2 separate regions of the Mus musculus genome follow, and region 2 is linked to region 1. The links are chromatin loops, found by intact Hi-C in ENCODE. Cell type or tissue: left cerebral cortex. All regions are shown on one strand. Each heading gives the region's core, and the rest is flanking DNA. Links, peaks and the distances in the headings are about the cores only. Region 1 has its middle 28 kb from the start of 1700129C05Rik. Region 2 overlaps Micu2 (mitochondrial calcium uptake 2).

Region 1 (10,232 bases), core at 1,113-9,112:
ATACCTCCAAATAGTGCCACTCCCTGGACCAAGCATATTCAAACTACCACAGTACTACTTCATAAATTTATCAGGGTAAACTGGGTCTGTAAGTATACATACCTGTAATAAAACCTTACCAGGGAAGTCAGAACCAAAATTTATTGGACAGAGCAAATCCAGGAAAGGGTGTAACTCATTTGGACTCCATGGAGTGGTGGACTCCTAGCACTGTGGTGGTGATGGCCACTACCAACCCAGTGTGCATGTCAAGGGCCTATGGGAAAGACCTATGCACTGTTCTTTTTGCACTCACTCTGTAACTTATATGTAGACACACACACACACACACACACACACACACACACTCATATTCACACACATGCATACACATGCACACACATAATCACATACACTTGCACATGCACACACATAGTATGCAATGTATAATTTGCAATGCTGAGAGTTAATATCTAATTAATATTTAAGATTAGAACAGAAGGACCTATGTTAGACGCAGCCACCATCACCAAGAGAGTGGGGCCATGTGGCAAATAGTTGCCTTGCTATAACCATTCCTTATGACTTTATGTTGTTCAATACACTCTGACTGGGAAAGATACAAATGTGTTTACCTATGTTTCTGACATAAGCACATTAAAGACACTTCAATTTCCTCCAAAATGCTACAAACAAGTGTTCAAGCCCACAAGTCTGTGGGGGACATTTTCTATCCATTATGTAATGTGCTGTGCTTTGGCTCTATTAAGGAAGGTGGTGATTTTAACTTCTGGTTTCTAGGATTTACTCAGTGATAAATGGTCCCTGAGCTAGTATCATAAAGAAAGCCATCTGAGGATGACCAAGTTGGTGCTTCATCACTGATTTTTTTCAATGTAAGTAGACTATGGTCCAGCCAATGTCAAGAGATGGTACAACTTCCATGTTGCTCAAAAGAATGTTTGTGTGGAACTTGTTTCCTATTGGAGGAAGCTGAAGAACCAAACCAAACAAAACCAAAACAACAACAACACAATACTTCTGGCAGTTGTGAAGATAACAGCATGTTTTGGTAAATAGTGGTTGGGATGTAAGTGTCAGGAAGGAACATGCATTAGATGATAGAAAGGGGTGTGTATATAGATGAGACCAAAAGGTAGGCAGTGGCAAACCTAAAGCCAACTCGTCCTGGTGCAGTCAAGAGCACTGTCCAGAAAAGGTAGAGTCTCTGGGGACAAAAAATGATGGTGCTTGCTCCACTCAGCAGCAGCGCAAGCTTGGATTTCAAACCCAGATGTGTTTTCTGATGGGAGTTGAAGGTGTGTTTTACCTGTGATCCCACCACCAACATGAAGGGAAACCTCAAGAGAAGGGAGAAGAAATCTGTTCATTAGGACAACGTATCCATGAACGTGAGACTACAAAATCTGGAAAACCTGTGGAAAGCTATGGTTGGTTCAAGCAATTTGCTATCCCTGTGTGACAATAGGATGATGCTATTGATGTGAAAAGGATTGAACTTTAAATTAAAATTTAAAGTCTTGAAAAGACTAGGGACACAAGGGACATACCTCATCATAATAAAGGTAGTTTACAATGAGCCCACACTTGACATCATTCTAAACTGGGAGATGCTGAAAGCATTTCCACTAAAATAAAACAAGACAAGTGTGTCCACTCTCCATGCTTATTCAATATTGTACTTGCAGTCTCAGCTAGAGCAATAAGACAACTGGAGGAGATCAAGGGAGTACTAATAGGAAAGGAAAAGTCAAAATACCTTTATTTTCTTCAGATGATATGATTTTTTTAAACTAAAAGACCCCAAAAGCTCCCCAGGAAACTTGTACAGATGATAATACTTTCCACAGCATAACAAGATATAGAACTAATACACAAAAATTAGTAATCTTCTTATAGATAAATGACAGAGAGAGAATTCAGGGGAACATTGCCTTTCACAATAATCTCAAAAATATGTTGGGGTAACCATAACTAAGCAAGTGAAAGACTTGTATAATACAAAACTTCAAAGTATTGAAAAAATTGAAGAAAACATTGGAGATGGAAAGGTTTTTCATGCTTATAGATTGGTAGGATTAATGTTATGAAAAAGGCCATCCTTACAAAAGCAATCTACAGATTCATTGCAATCTCCATGAGAATGCCAACATCATTCTTTGCAGAAATAAAACAAATTTAACTTTATATGGAAACAACTCTGAATAATAAAAGTATTGCAGAAGGTATCAATGTCCCTAATCTCAAATTGAATCACAGAGCTATAGTAATAAAAAAATCATTGTATTGGCATAACAAGCTAGACACATTGATTAATGAAATAGGATTGAAGACTCAGAAATCATTCTACACACCTATGGGCACTGATTTTACAAGGAGGTAAAAATAGACGAGGGAGAAATGATTCGATCTCTTACTGTATCTACTACGATGCAAAGAACTCAACTCCAGATGAATCAAGGACCTCAGCAGAAGACCAGACACAGTGAATCTGATAGAAGGGAAAGTGTGGGATGGACTTGAACCCATTGGCACAAAAGAAGACTTTCTGAACAGGGCACTGATAGCACAGGCGCTAAGACCATCAATTAATAAATGGTATCTCATGAAACAAACATTTTTATGTAGCACAATAGAAGCCTATAGAATTGGAAAAACCTTCACAAATTATATATCTGACAGTGAGTTAGTATCTATAATATACAAGGAAATAAAAATAATTAATAAAACAAATAACCCAAATTAAATTTGGGATATAGAACTAAATAGAGAATTCTAAAAGATGAGACATATAGCCTGTTTTTCTATCTAGAAGACTGGGAGTTTGAGGCAATTAACAGCCTGATGAACTGTGTTATCTGTGGGGCCAGGCTATGTCAAACTCTCACAACCAGGACCAGAAGTGGCTAGCAGTCTAAATGACCCTTACATATTGATATGCCCAGGGGTTCCCCCAAGCTCCCAGAACCAGAATCAGAGATGGCTATAGCCCAAATGACCTCTATGTTGTCTGTATGGCTGAGACCACACCAAATTCTTCCTCAGGCCCTTAAGCTAACACAGGTAGCCTATCCCTAGAACCCACCTTCTTGAAAGAAATGACATGACTTTGAGTTGAATTTTGATGTAATTATGCCTCCTTGGCCAATGGGAATTGTATTATACCAGTATAATTTTTCTAAATTATACAGTGTTTAAATATGCTGCAATAAAATACCTGGTATCAGACTGCCTGGTTTGATCCAGCCTGGCTGACTAACTCAAGCTAAACTGAGTTTTCATTCTCACCTCTTTGTAGATTGTTTCCCAGCCTATCATGACCCTTTCAGGGGAATCCCTCCCACACTCACTAGTGTTCATGGTGCTGAAAGGTAGTTTGCTGAAGGAGAAAAGTAGTCATCAGTATTACCCAGAACAGGGACCCACAACAGTGACCCACAACAGTGACCCACAACAGTGACCCACAAAAGTGACCCACAACAGTGACCTACAACAGTGACCCACAACAGTGACCCACAACTATAACCCACAACAGTGACTCACATCAGGCACCCACAGCAGAGACCCACAACGGAGTCCCACAACAGTGACCCACAAGAGTGACCCACAAAAGTAGGGGAATTCCAGGGAGGGGTGTGTGTCCTTTTACCTTGACTGGTTAGCTCTGTCTCCAGGGTCTGACTGATTCTACTATTGGTCAGGCTCTGGAGACTTCCCAGAGGGTTGCTTACTCACTTTAGCTACTTGTTCATACTTTAGGCCAGGTGACAAGGTGTCCTCGGATTGGCTGCCTGTGCCCGTGATTGGCTGACCACAGGTTCCTGGATCTGGATTCTCATTTCTGGAAAACAGAAACTTAGACCTAGTCTCCCAAACTGCCAGTTTGCAGCCTGTCATGGAGTCAGCCTGGCTCTGGCTAACTCAGTCCTGTCCCTGCAACGGTGCCCTGCCTGCAAGATATATTGGTGCAGTAGTTGCACAAATGTTTTGATAATAACCAACCACTTTTTCATTTGATTTAAGATCCACTCCATAAGATGGAACCCAGACCTAACACTGCTGAAGTGGCCAAGGACCTGAGACTAGATAGGTCATGGGCCCTGGGGAAAAACTTAATGTTATTATTCTGCTAAAGAAAATAGCAATAAAGTGACTCCTAATGACCTATTACTATATCCATAGATCAGAGCACTGTTCAACCCTCACCAAAGAGGCTTCTTCTTGCAACAGATGATAATTAAAACAGAGGCCCACAACTAGATAATGTGCAAAGAGAGAGACTCTCTGGAACACTTGGTCTCAAATGAGATGTCTTTACCAAACTCCTTCCTTCGAGGATTAGGGACTGACGTGGAAGAGTGGCTGGAGAGATTGTAAGATCCAGAGGTGGTGGATGAGTCCACAGAGACAGTGTCTCCCAGACACACAGGACTGACACAGATATGAATGCTGCTGACTATGGCAGTATGCGCAAGACCTGCACCAATTCTAGACACTCTCCCAGCACAGGGAAGCCTAAATAGGCACAAAGTCCCAGTCCCTACCCAAGGAGTTATCTGAAGTTGATACCTACTGGGAGAGAGAAAGTCAGTTTCTCCAGTGGAGTGTCACTATGGAGAGCAAGCACACTCCAGGGCAGGCCTGTGTTGGAGTAGTTGGCCAACACAAAATGAGCTCTGTTTTTTAACATGTGCCTTTTATTTTTGTTATTTCTTTCTAATTTTTAAAAAGTTTTGTTTAATTTTGAGAGAAGAGAGAATGTGAAGTTGGGAGGTTGGGAGTCCTGGAGATTCTGTGAGGAGTAGAGGGGTGTGTGTGAAAGAATATATTATCAAAATATTATATGAGATATTTAAGATGAAAATGAAAAGAGAAAAGGAAATAAGAAAAACACTAAATTTTAACCTAAAATTTTGAATTATGATTAAATAAGAACATTTCCCAAGCTGAGAGGGAGTTTCCCATTAGCTATGGCACACATCCCTCCCCTCCTCCTCTTGGCTCAGCAGACACTGTTATTGGACCTCAGTAGCTCCAGCAGGTTTCTGATGCCATTGTCTGAAGGTCTTTATTTTGCCATTATGACAGGGGCAGCAAGAACAGACGGTTTTGTAATACATGGTTGAGACCGCAAAATGAATAACTTTCCTAAGTCTCAGATGAGTCTTGGGAGCCTACAAGACATTCCCATGGCTGAAAGTTGGCTTGGGCGTATCTGAGTTTAGAAGCTGAATCTACTATATAGCCAGAGTTATTATATAACTCTAACTAAAATTTCTAAAAATTTCAGAAATATGATAAATAAAATCTTGGGTACATTTATTATTTTATACATTGTTAAACCTTTGGGGAAAGACGTATAAAAGTTTTCATTAAAAAAAAAAAACCTTAAAATTAACTAGTTTCTCATTTTTACCACACGATGGCAGTGTAAGCCCAGTAATATAATCATAGTGTCTTAATGAAAAAAAAAAGGAGGATTTCATTGATTTATGTACAAGACAAATTCATAGCTCTCTCAGTGTGGGCAACAGTAAGCTATACCTACATACATGTATGTGTGTGTGTGTGAGAGAGAGAGACAGACTTTTTTCTTAGAACAGCTCTCTCCCTGGGACTTGGAAATTAAAGACAGAATTTCAGAAATATTAAAGAAAATATATTAATCTGGAATGTAATAACTTCTAATTTATGTCATGTAGAAAATAAATTATCTTTTGCATTACCGTAGCTATCTAGCTGAAGAGTTATTTTTGATTAGCAGACGGAATCTATGCAGTTGACTCCAGTGTCTGTGAGTCTACCTTTGCTGCTTACTGGTTTTGAGATAGGAAACACAATTGAGATTCAGAAAATGATTAAGAAAACAATTAGTTTGTGGTGGCTATCTTACCCCTTCTTACTAACAAAGGAGCTAATTTATGAGTAGTCCATGCTCTCACTTCTCTTTAATTGCTGCAGCTACTGTGGGCACACTGCTGCAAAATATGCAACCACGCATGAAAGACTTGCTTTAAATCAGGGTTACGCTTGCTGTGTGTCACACACACACACACACACACACACACACACACACACACACACACACACCCCTTTAATCCAGCACTTAGAAGACAGAGGCAAGCGCATCTCTGTTTAAGGCCAGCCAGGGCTACATAGTAGGAAACGAGGTTTTGCATGGATTGCTGAGATCTTGGGGGTTATCTCTGTTAGCAGATGCTTTACTCATTTATATAGAGAATCCTAAAGATACTACCAAAAAATTAGAATAACTAATAAATCCATTTAAGTCACAAGATACAAAATCAGCATATATAAACAACAGCCTTCTACGTGACGATAGTTAGGTGCCTGAGAGAGATGTTGAGAAAGTAACTAATTTGTAATATGTCCAAAAAAATTAGAAATATATTTAATTGAGGCTTTAAAGATCTCTATAATGAAAACAAGACATTTATGAAGAAAAGAAACATCTTGTGTTATGGATTGGATGAATTAAAATAATTAAAATATCCATATTATCAAAAAGCGCTCCATATTTGATGCAATCTCTATCAAAATTTTATTGAATAGAAAAAATATTGATGAACTCATTTTGAACCATAAAGGACCCTGAATGGCCAAAAACACTTTTGAGAAAAAACAAAACTGACTTCATACTACTTGATCTTAAAATATACTACAGAGCTATAATAGCCAACAACGTGTGGCATTGTACGATAAAAACAGTCACAGGTTGATAGAATGTAATCCATGCACTTAAAGACACGTGGATTTCAGTAAAGGTGCTAATAAAACACATCTGGCTAAGAAAACTCTCTTTATTAAGTGATGCTGGGGAAACTCTGTGTCTGCATTCAGAAGAATTCCTGATCATTCAACAAACTTATCTCAAAATAGATTTAGATAGATGCAAAATATGAAACAATAAAGCTACTAGAAGAAAATGTAGCAGAAACGCTCTGTAACCTTCTTTGGTCCAGTGAGGATTTTCTTTGTGTTTGAGACAAGGCTTCTTTACCTGACCCAGGCTGGCCTCAGTCTCAGGATCCTTCTGTCTCAGCCTCTCCAGTGATGTAATTACAAGAATGAATCAACAAGACTGACTTCCAGAAATGCTATTTTGGAGAAGAATATAAAAGACAGGCAACAATAAGAGAACAGACGTTTTAAACATAAACTAAAAGGTTTTGCAGCACAAAGGAAGAAATCTCTGGTGAAGAGACCACCTGAAGAACAAGACACCATTCCTAAACTGTGCAGGAAGATCACACCTGCTATGTGTAAAAATAATAAACTTAAAACATGAGTAAAAGAAGCGAGCAAAGTATTCTCAAGAAAGAACTATAAATGGCTACAGGTATAATTCTATGTCACTAATTACCAAAGAAATGGAAAGTAAGATCACTATGAGATGTCATTTCATTCCAGTTACACAATTATTAAGGAAAAACAATCAAACAAAAAGCCCACCACTAGCACCAAAACCCAACCTGCCTCCCCAAGCAAAAGGCAAACCAAGTCAAAATAAGAACAATCCCAATAAAAGACAAAATGTAAATGCTGGGATGGTGGGACTCCTCTTCGTCTGTCTGTTGTTAGAGGTGTAAATTAGTACAACCATTCTGGAAAATGCTGTGGAAATTAAAAGTAGCAGAGCCAAGAGATTCAGAAATGGGTACACTTTAACTCCTGGGAGTGTACCCAAAGGAATAAAATCAGCGTGTGAAAGAGGCACGTGTGTCTGCATCCCAGTAGTGTTCACATTAGCAAAGAGAGGGAAACACGGAGGTGTACATCAACAGAGGAATGGATACAGAAAAATTGTGTCTGTCTTGTCAGTCTGTCTCTAAGTCCCACCTCCATGTACTCTCTCTCTCTCTCTCTCTCACACACACACAGTACCTTTCAACCAAGATAAGAATGAAATCCCTTCATTTGTAGAGACATATATGGGCCTACTTATACATTGTCTAATGCTAATCAAAAGACCGGCAGATTCTCCACTATCCCAAACCATTTTCATTTCTTGTTATGAAAACATTATATGGTTGGGGATGTAGTTCAGTGGTACTGTACTTGCTTCACATGTACGAGGCCCTATGTTCAATCCTCAGTATCACAAAACAAAAAGGAAAAGGAAGGGAGGGAAGGAGGAAGGGAGGGAAAAGAGAGAGAAGGAGGAAAGAAAATGAAGGCAAGCAAGAAAGGAAATGTCAAAATCCTCTCTCCCAAGTATTTAAACCTTGCAGTGCAAACCTATCATCCCCTCTCGTACCAGAACCCCAGAAGTATTTCTCCTTTTCGGTTGTGACTTTGTATTGCTAACCAGCTTTTAATGTCCCCTTTCTTCCAACCCTACCCAGCCTCTGGTAAAAACTTCACAACTCTCTAAGGACTCTGTATTCTTAGATATGCATCCAAGATCATAGGGCATTTGTTTTATCATGTCACTAGTGAAAGTTGGCCTCAAGCTGGTGCAATCCAGAGAGAGGCCCTGCACCTCACAGGGACAACACACTGATGGCCCAGTGCAGGTGAATCACCTTGAGCATGGGAAAGCTGGCCCCACAGCTTGTCTGCTGTGTGGCAGTGTGAACAAGGGAGAGATGCCCTCTGTAATCCTTGCCCCTTGCCACCTATGGCAGTCCAGAGAGCTGGCCCTGGGGTCATGAGAGCCGGAGAGTTGTCCGTGCTTGTCACCTGCTCCGGCACTGGAAGCAGGCTCTGAACTTCACCTGGGCAGCACAGTAAAGCTGGTCCTGGGTATGGGGGTTGCAGATGAGTCAGCCTCGAAAGCATGAACATGCAGGAGAACTGGCCATGCCTCTGTCTGCTGGGTGGTGGCACAGATGAGGGAGAGATGCCCTCCCCCCGCCCATTCCTCACCATCTATGGTTGGTGGGAGGGCTGGCCAGGGATTACAAGAGTGGGGGTGCTGGCTATGTCTCTCACCAGCTGCAACACTCAGGAGAGTGGGCCCTACACCTCTCTCTGGATAGCAAGGTAGAGCTGGCCCTAATTGTGGGGGTTGCTGGTGAGCCAACCCAAGTGTGTGAGAAGGGGAGAGGCAGTGGGGTGACTCCTCTCAGGCCCAGATCTAGGGCTTTGAATTGGCCCATCCCAACATCTACCCCATGGATGAATTGCTGGAGTGCATGAAGGGGCTGGTCCTACAGATCCAAAACTACAGGATCTCCATGACACAGGGCAACAACAAGGTATTCGAGAGGAGTCCCAGTGAGGTTTCAGTACTGATGGAGTAGCAGATGTTGGAGGCCTGGTACCAAACCAACATGTCTTTGCAATGAATATTTATGAGCAAAAATGTGTGGACAAAAGGGTGTACTGTGGGTCATACTGTGACACACTACAGCTTCCAAGATGAGATTTTTTTTTCGCTGTTAGGGGTGAGGTTGCAAGGGTGGAGGGCAATTATGAGCTGAGAAGGGATGAGTGGGATTGGGCACATGGTGTGGAATTCACAAAGAACCAATAGGGAGTATTTTAAAAAGTAAGACACGGGTATGGGTTTCACGATGGCATCGTTATACACATGTGCCGTTATCCTTGCTATGAACTGTTCCCTTGCCCCACTGACTTTCCTCACCCCTGGTCCCTGTATTTTCAGTCTCCATTTCCTTTCCTATGTAGTCTGTCCTCTACTTTCACAACACGGGCTTTCCATTCCCCACCCCCTTAAGACCTTTTCTTGCCCTTTCATAGTCTTCTTTCTACTTTTATGTCACACATGCATGGACATTGACACACATGTACACACAAACACATGAACACACACACATATGCACACATGCCCATGCATGCACTTAAATACATACAAGCATGCACATACATGCACATAAACACACACACACACACACACACACACACACACACACACACATGCACACACATATTTAAATCCAGTTCTAAAGTGACAAAGCAAAGCAAAATGATATCACTGGTCTTAATCAAGCAAGGATGTTCTTTGATACTCTGGAACATTCTGGACACCTTGATTCTCAGGCCTCGAGAATGGCACTGAATACACAGGTTGGCTGACCCATCTAATCATTTTTGAGACCGTGATCAAAGATCAGAGACAGGCACCAGAATGAGGCAGGGTCATGCATGATGTGTCATTGTGTTAGTTTCCAGAGTCACCACTGCTGATCTGGAGGGTCCAAGTCCAAGACTGAGGCATTAGCTTTCTCTGTAGGTACCAGGGTAAC
Region 2 (8,000 bases), core at 1-8,000, 1.2 Mb after region 1:
AGAATTACAGTGAGCGGTAAGAAAGTCATGTGAGTGATAAAGTAGGCTGAGGGGCAGCGAGATGGCTTGGGAGATGAAAACACTTTTGTACAAGCCTGAGGGTCTGAGTTCAGTCCCTCGAACCCACGTAAGAGGACAAATGCAGTGGCACACATATGTAATCCAGCACTTCTACATTCACATGAGAGGCAGAGGCAGGAGAATTGCCCAGAAACTTTCAGGCCAGCTGGCCTTAACAAAAACACATTAGTAAGATCATGAGAGACCTGCCTCCTAACCAAGAGAAGGAGCTCTTGAAAGTTGATGGTCCTACACATGCTGTGGCCTGCATAGGACAACACTCGTGCGCACGCACGCGCGCGCGCGCACACACACACACACACACACACACACACACACGTAATAAGGATAAAAAGGTTTTAAGAGAAAGGGGTCTGCAAACTTGAAAGGACTTCAGATCTCTGCTTTCTAATGAGGCATTATGAAGAGCAGTATCGCCTCAGAATGGACAGTCTCCATCACCTCTCAAACTGAGTGTTTTAGGTTCAGAATAGCATAGCTTTCCAAAACATTGGTGGAGCTGCTTTGCAGTAGAACCAAGACTGATTTTAACAAACAAGACAAAACAGGAATCATGCAGAACAAATATCAGTGTCCAGTGCCCACAGGGAAGAAAGACTGTAAGAGTTCAGGTGTGTATGACTGAACGTTGACCTTGGAGTCACTATAGCACTGTGGTGCTCATGACCTTGCAGACACTGTAGCACCCTGGTGCTCAGATTCAGAACTCTTTGGTTCCTGGTTAAAGATACTAAAACTGCCAACTTTATTTCTTACCTCAATTGAGGTGTTTGTTTTAGAAAGGGTTTTCTTCCTTAGTTTCTTCTGAGTTTTGAGAGGAATGTGACTCCTAAGTCATGGTTCTTCTTTGTTGCAGGTAAAACACTGGTCAAGAAGCTGGCAAAAAAGGTAAGCAATGTGGGGGGCTGCTTGTGTGTAATCTCTACAAACACACTTTTGCCTTTGCCTTTGCTGGTGAGTGGTGAGCAGTGAGCGTGGCCTGTGCTCAGGCCCCTCCTGGCTTAGCTGGCTAGTGCGGAGGTGGAGATCAGCTGCTGCCAGCCCCAACCCCAGCCCCAGGCCTGGCTTCTCTTTTGTTCCTCTGGCTTGGCTTCCCCAAGCCTCCAGCTACTGCCTTTGCCTGGGAGCTTTGACCCTGGAGCTGCTGCCCACGACCTGGCCCCTCCCTTTTGTTCCTCCCCTCTTAGCTTCATCAAGCCTCATCACCAACCTGGCTTCTCTCTACCCACCTTTGCTCAGTTTTATTATTTTAGAATTTGCCTACTAACACAATTGCTGGGCATAGAATCTCCTGCCCTAAACTTATCAGCTAGCCTGTTTCAGCCAGCCTCCACCAACCTCATTGCCTATCAGCTAGTTCTAGCTTCCCCGAGATCATAAATGATAGCTGCATGTTTCTCATTCCAAAACCTAACTGAAAAAGCCCCCCCTACCTCAACCCCCCCCCCTTTCCCTTAGTCTCCTTTTCCTCCTGGGACCCAGAAGCCCCACCTATCCCTTCTACCCAGCAATTGACTCCCAGCCTCCTTTATTGACCAAATCAAGAACCAATTAGGGAACCATACTTTAATATCAGCATCTCCCCCTACAGGGGCTTTCATTTGTCTGTTTGGAGTGATATGGAAGATGGTCTTGTATACCTTAAATTGAAAGATTTTAATTTGTGTATTCAAAGGATATCGAGGATGTACTGTCAGGAATCCAAACAGCACGCTGTGGATCAACATTTTTTAGAGACCTGGGTGATAAAGGTAATAGTCATTGTTAGATTTCGTGTGTGTGTGTGTCTGTGTGTGTGTGTGTGTGTGTGTGTGTGTCTGTGTGTGTGTGTGTGTGTCTGTGTATTTTTAACTAAGCAGTATTAGATAACTAAACTGGGATATTTATGCCATGTGATACAATAGGTGTTTCATGGCATAATAAATGACTCATTGTATAAGAGATAACTTTCTCAAGTTTTTTAAGGGATTAAAGATAAATTACTAGAGCCTCAGTAATGAAGCCCTAGAAAAGGAATGAGGAACGTGTGAAGTGAGGAGTTGGCAAGAGTCAGAGAACCCTGAAGATCACCATGCAAAGAAGTAGATGAGATGAAGGCCCATAAAGAGGCCAGGCAGAATGGCCAGAGGGAAACCATGAGAGAATGCTTCACAGAGGCTGAAGGAACATGTTAAAGAGGAGAGTTAGGCCCGGCATGCAGGCAGAACCCTGGAACCTTGCCTTTGGAAGGCTGTGCCCCAATGTCTATGCGGCTTTTCCTGTACAGACTGAAATGGTGATGTGATGTCAGTCCGTAAGTCTGTATTACATCTCTGGATTGACATAGATTAAACCGTCTTTGCGTCCCTGGAACATAACCAACATGGTCGCGGTGTTCGTGCTCCCTAAGGCGTTCTTAAATTTAATTTGCCAATTACTGAGAAGTTGTGCCTGTGTATCAGGAAAGTCAGTCTGCAGCTTTCTGTTGCTGCTATATCCTTACGTAGTTTTGGTATCAGGGTTAACACCAGCTTCTCACAATGAGTTTGTAGTTTTCTCACCTTTTTATTTTATGCAGCAGTTTAAAGAACATTAACATTGTCTCTTCCTGGGTGGGTTCGGTAGAGTGAGGGAAGGAGTCTGGTCTTGGTGGTGTTAGTGTGAGACCCTTACAACTTTAGTATCATTGTAGATATGTCTAAATTAATTATACCCTCTTGGTTTAGCTTTAGTGGGGTACCTGTGTCTGTGTCCTCTTTAGGATTGTCTGGGTTTATTAGATATAAATGTTCAAGGCAGTCCTCCAAATGATCCTCTGAATGCCATTGAGGTCTGCTGTGATATCACTGTCACCATTTTTATCTTTTATTTGATTCATTGCATCCTCCCTCTCTTTTAATTTGACTAACAGTTTTTCTGTCTTGTTCATTTTCTAAAAACTTACTTTGTTTCATTAAGTCTTTGTATTGTTCTTTTAATATTCAGTTCATTAATTCATAACTTCTGCCCTCATTTTTCTTGCTGTCTTCTGCTTTGAGGTTCACCTTGTTCTTGTTTTTCTAATACTTAGATGCACCTTTGAGTTACTCAGGTATGAGACCAGTGTTTTTCAGTATATGTGCATATGCTGATATGTGCAGTTCCCTGGGAAGACCTGAAAATAACCCATGGTGCCGTCCTCAGGAACCCTGTCCATCCCCTTCAGACAGGACTTCTTGCGGGCCTGGATCTTACCAGTTAGTCCAGACTAGTCTGTGAATCCCAGTGGTCCTCTTCACCAAGCCCAGTGCTGTGCTCACAGCATGCTCTGGAGGAGCCTGGGTTTGTATGTAGCTGGTAGTGTTTGAACTCCCATCCTTGTGCTTGCAAAGGAGGTACTTTACTAACCGAGCCATCCCAGCCTGTGGGTCTCCCTTCTCCTTGGCTGTTGTCGGCCACCAGCCCTCCAGGTCAGAGGGAGCAGAAGCAGCAAGCAGAGTTCAGACCACTGAGTATGATGGAAGGACAGTCGGAGACAGCTTCCGTGAGACACCTCCAGTTTATTGTTCCAGTGTTAGGGTATATAGGGCTCTTAGGGGTAAGGGTGAAAAGGGTGATTGGGTATGACACAGTCACTAATTATCAGAAGGGTGGACAGCTAGAGAGGTGCTTGTGTGCTGAGTCAGAGAGCTCTGCACAGGGTCAGTCTTGAGAAAAGCTCAGACACCCTCTCCAAGGATGCTTAGGCAGAGAAAGAGAAGCCCTGCTGAGAAAGGGAGTCCTCTGGTAGACTGCAACCTTACTAGCAGGGTTCTCCAACACCAGCCCCTCTGTGGTTTTTAAGCATGGCAGTCATAGTTATAAAGTCAACAGATGTCTCACCTGTATCCCAGAGGTTCTGGTAAGGTGTGCTTCCACTTTTCTTTGATTTGAGGAAGTTGTCAGCTTCTGCGGTGATCCACTGATTCGTTACCTAAAGTGCATCACACAATATAAGATTGCATTGCACAATATAGAAATACATGTTTGGTTTCAATGGGTTCTTTAACTGTTGATTTCTGCTTTTATTGAGTGTGATCTAAAGAGATAGAGGAATTATTTCACTTCTTTCTATATTTATTAAGACTGGCTTTCTAACCTGTGATGTGATCTCAGAAAAAAGTTGGATAGAGTACTCTGTAACTGCCTTATTGAGTCCATTTGATCTGTGAGGCTTGAAATCCATTAAAGAATCTTCAGAATTAATTTGCTTTTGCAGATAACCAGGTTTCTATTCCCAGCACCCATCCATAACTCCAGTTCCAAGGATCCAGTGCCCTTTTCTGACCTCTGAGTACCCCAGCCATGCGACTGGTACACATGTATTCACCTATGCAGAAAAAAACACTCATACACATAAAAAATTTTAAAATAAAGGCAAAATACTAATAAAATAGTATAAAGAAAAAAAGAGACATGGCAGTACAGATGAAGATCAGAGAAGCTCTTTCTGAGTGCTCTAGGACTCAATTCTGTGTGGGTAATGGGGAGCACTGTCATTGAACTTGCAGACCTGTGTCTTGCCGTGATTTACACTGCTGTGAGCCTGAACTGGCCACGGCTTAGAAGTCAGCCAGAGCAGTCTTCACTTGAGTAACTTCCCTTCTTTGAGTGTAGGGGCCCTCTGTTGGCCACAGTTAGCTTTGCAGACTGTGGGCCTGACAGGTTTTCTCATCCTCTGGAGACTTAGGAGTTGTTATCCACAAGAGCCTCATACTTGAGCACCTCCCAAGTGTGTTGGGAGTAAGGGAAGAAAAAACACAGCACAGAGATCTCTATAGACAGACCTGTCTGTCCCTTTATGTTCAAAACTCACTAAGTGACCCTGCTGGAGGGCTGCAGCTGAAGAGAGAGAGTTCCCTATAGCTTCAGAATTTTGAGTCTTTACAAAAGGATTTTCTGGCAAATAGATGCCTCTTGAGGATGAACTACCCACTGGCCCCAAGCTTAGGGTTATCAAACTCCATCTTCCTCTCGGTTGAAGAGATCTACCCCTAGCTACAAAGAGCAAGGGTGTCTTCCTCCTGTAATCCTGACCCCAGCCTCCAGACACCTGCAAATTTTTCACAGCTACCTCACCCTGGGTCTGTGGTCAGTTGATTTCTGAGTCCTTGATTTGTAATTATATTTTGTTCTCAGGTCCCCAAGGTATCAGTCTTAAATAGTAGGTTCCTAGTCAAGATGGCACCCAGCTATAGCCCTCCAAGTCATGAGGAATGCTTTGCATACTTGAATGTAGGTCTTTACTGTCCATACACACAGTATGGAACTGCTCAGCACTGTGGACCATGCTTTCTCACCAAAACCCAACTGTGAGCTTGTGTGCTGAGCAGTATTGCTCTTCACCGTGGCCACCTGTGTTTCCTTTTGGATAGGCTTCTGCTCCCGACCCCCACACACTGGAGCTGCACCACCAGAACTATTTGGCTTTGAATCCCCGGTGGACAAGCTCTCCAGTCACTCCTTTGTGATGTCGACTGCTGGTCCCTTTCTCCCTCTGGAATCCAGTCTGCTATATTTGATCCTGGCTCTTCGCCTCTATCATTCACATAAACCAGCTACTAGGCTACCATTTTTGTCCTGAGTACTTGGTTCTTGGAGTGATATAGGTTAGTGAGGGAATGAGATCTGTAGCCATGTTGCAAATTTTTGAGAACTGGGTGTCATCATGAGAAAAGAATGTGAAATCTGGTTGAAAGACCTACACACAAGCAGAGGAGTTAGGAGGAGGAAGCTGATAGTGAAGACATAGAGTTGAGGGCATATTAGTTTAGTTAGAATGGAGAGCATATTTCTTATTGATGAAAGAGAAAGGGGTTTCCGGTTTCAGCAAGACAGAATCCTGGAAAGTAGGGAAAGAGGATTCTTTGAAAGCCAAAAGGACTGTCGTGCCATCAGCTGCTAGGTTTTCTGTTGTGCCAGGAGGGAAGAATGAATAGATGATGCCCATCTGGCATACTGTGTTTGCAAATTAATAGCAAGTATTGGGGAACAGCCTAGACAAAACAGAATAATAGGGCTTATGTGTAGAGGAAGGAGGTTGGAAGAAACTTCTATGGTAAGGAAATAATACAAGAATTTTGAGAAGCCTTAAGCAGAGACATAGTTCATGAAGCATAGAGTCAATGGTTAGCAGTTGATTATCCTCCTGCATCTCACATGGAGCAGTAGAATGCTGCAGTTGAATTAAGCTGGGGTTATGTTGGGCAAGTAGAGGACAGTCCTGGAGGAAACCATTAAGAATATTGACTACTTAGAAAAAGTTTGATTAATTATTCGTGGATCCTAAACTGGACAATAGAGAAGGAAGTCAGATAGGATGAAAGAGGAAACAAATAGAAAGTCAAGAGAAAGCTGCCAGTGAAGTTAGAAAGTAAACACAGTGGAGAAAGAGTTCGTTTGAACTAAAATAAACATTTAGAAAACTTCAAAATAGCTCTAGGGGAATGGCTCGGTGGTATAGAGCCCCTGGCTAACAGGTAAGGTCCTGAGTTTGATCTCCAGGGCCTATTCCAAATAAATACACATATATACATAATTCTGCATATTAGTAAATATTAATCAGTAGCTGCTTTGTCAGTTTCTGTTCACCTCTCAGTATGACAATATACAGTGGAGAGCACAGAATTTCATTATATTACATATACTAAATTACCCAGTGATATTTACACTGCAGTAACCCCTGTAGCAGGAGATCTCAACCTGTACCTCACAGATGAGTCCCATATCAGCTATCTTGCATATTAGACATTTATGTTACCATTCATAACAGTAAAAAAATTACAGTTATGAAGTAACAACAAAATAATTGTATGGTTGGAGGTCACCAGAACATGAGGAACTGTATTAAAGGGTCTCAGCATAAGGAGGGTTGAGAACCACTGCTCTATTGGATCCCTCCAAACCAAAACACCAGACTAAACCTATGTGCTTTAATAAAGAGATGATAATCTACAATTTTCATATTGGGGATTTGCAGGAATGTATGTGTTCTGAAGTCGAGAGACTCAAACATTTCCCTGTATTTATGACAAGGAGGAGGCAAAGAAAGATCAATTCTGGCATCCATGCCTTCTCCATGGTCCCTTTTCAGTCAGTCTAGACCCAGCCATTGGACAGGGCCATCCCTCTCAGCTACACCTCTCTGCGGATGCCTTCCTGCCATACCATGGCCTTATCTTAACAGGGATTCCAAAGTCAGCCAAGCTAATTCATAATGGACTTTAGCAAATAAAAAAACTTTGAGGAAGGACTTAACAGGAATGTTTGTTTGTTTTAGTTTTCCATTGAAATATAAATTTCTAGGGAAGAAGGAAAGATTCAACAGCTGTTTTACTCACGTGCACATTATCAATGTTAATAAAACTGTGTAAATAACAGTTTACATTGCTCCATTTCACCCTATATAAGAGTTATCAGAATTGATAACATAACCAGCAAAAGGTAGAATGTCCTTGAGATAAAATAAAAATAATTCACTATGCATTACAAAGAAAAGTAAATTATAAGTTATGATTATTCTGCATTTTTAAACTCAGCTAGGTTCTCAATATCACACTTTGCTCAAGGATGTTCTGACCATGAATTTCAAGACATGTTGTTGCCGTTAACTGAATATACTCGTGTTTGAACATGGTTCCAACTTCTAAATGTTTCTGGAGGTGTAAGAATTGTTTGCTTATCTCTCCAAATGCCCCTTTCAAAATCTTTATTAAAATTTTAACAATATGTTTTTTAAAAAAAACATTTCCATATTTGGGCTGGAAAGATGACTTGGTGGTTGAGAGCACTGACTATGCTTTCAGAGGACCCAGGTTCAATTCCCACATGGCGGCTCACACCTGTCTGTAACTCATGCATATGGCGCAAAGACATATGCAGGCAAACCACCAATGCATATTAAATAAATAAATAATGAAAAG

Evidence for each region. Hi-C counts contacts between places; a loop is a spot of excess contacts. Peaks named below come from ENCODE experiments on the same cell type or tissue, not always from the same donor. Only the 100,000 strongest peaks of a DNase experiment are listed, where the experiment ranks them.
Region 2: it touches region 1 in a loop (2.7-fold over the local background); 2 of 42 quality-filtered maps call a loop at or near these places.

What each region holds. Positions count from the first base shown.
Region 1 is chr14:59,109,723-59,119,954 of GRCm38, reverse strand. No RefSeq gene overlaps it. Among named protein-coding and RNA genes, the nearest start is that of 1700129C05Rik, 28 kb to the left of the region's middle. In left cerebral cortex, for the core only: a CTCF peak has its summit at 5,413 (motif pointing right); DNase peaks (open chromatin) are centred at 5,215 and 5,416.
Region 2 is chr14:57,947,968-57,955,967 of GRCm38, reverse strand. It overlaps Micu2 (mitochondrial calcium uptake 2), which reads left to right. Exons shown (of 12, transcript NM_028643.3): 3 at 938-969; 4 at 1,757-1,832. Among named protein-coding and RNA genes, the nearest start is that of Micu2, 47 kb to the left of the region's middle. In left cerebral cortex, for the core only: a CTCF peak has its summit at 4,703 (motif pointing left); a DNase peak (open chromatin) is centred at 4,691.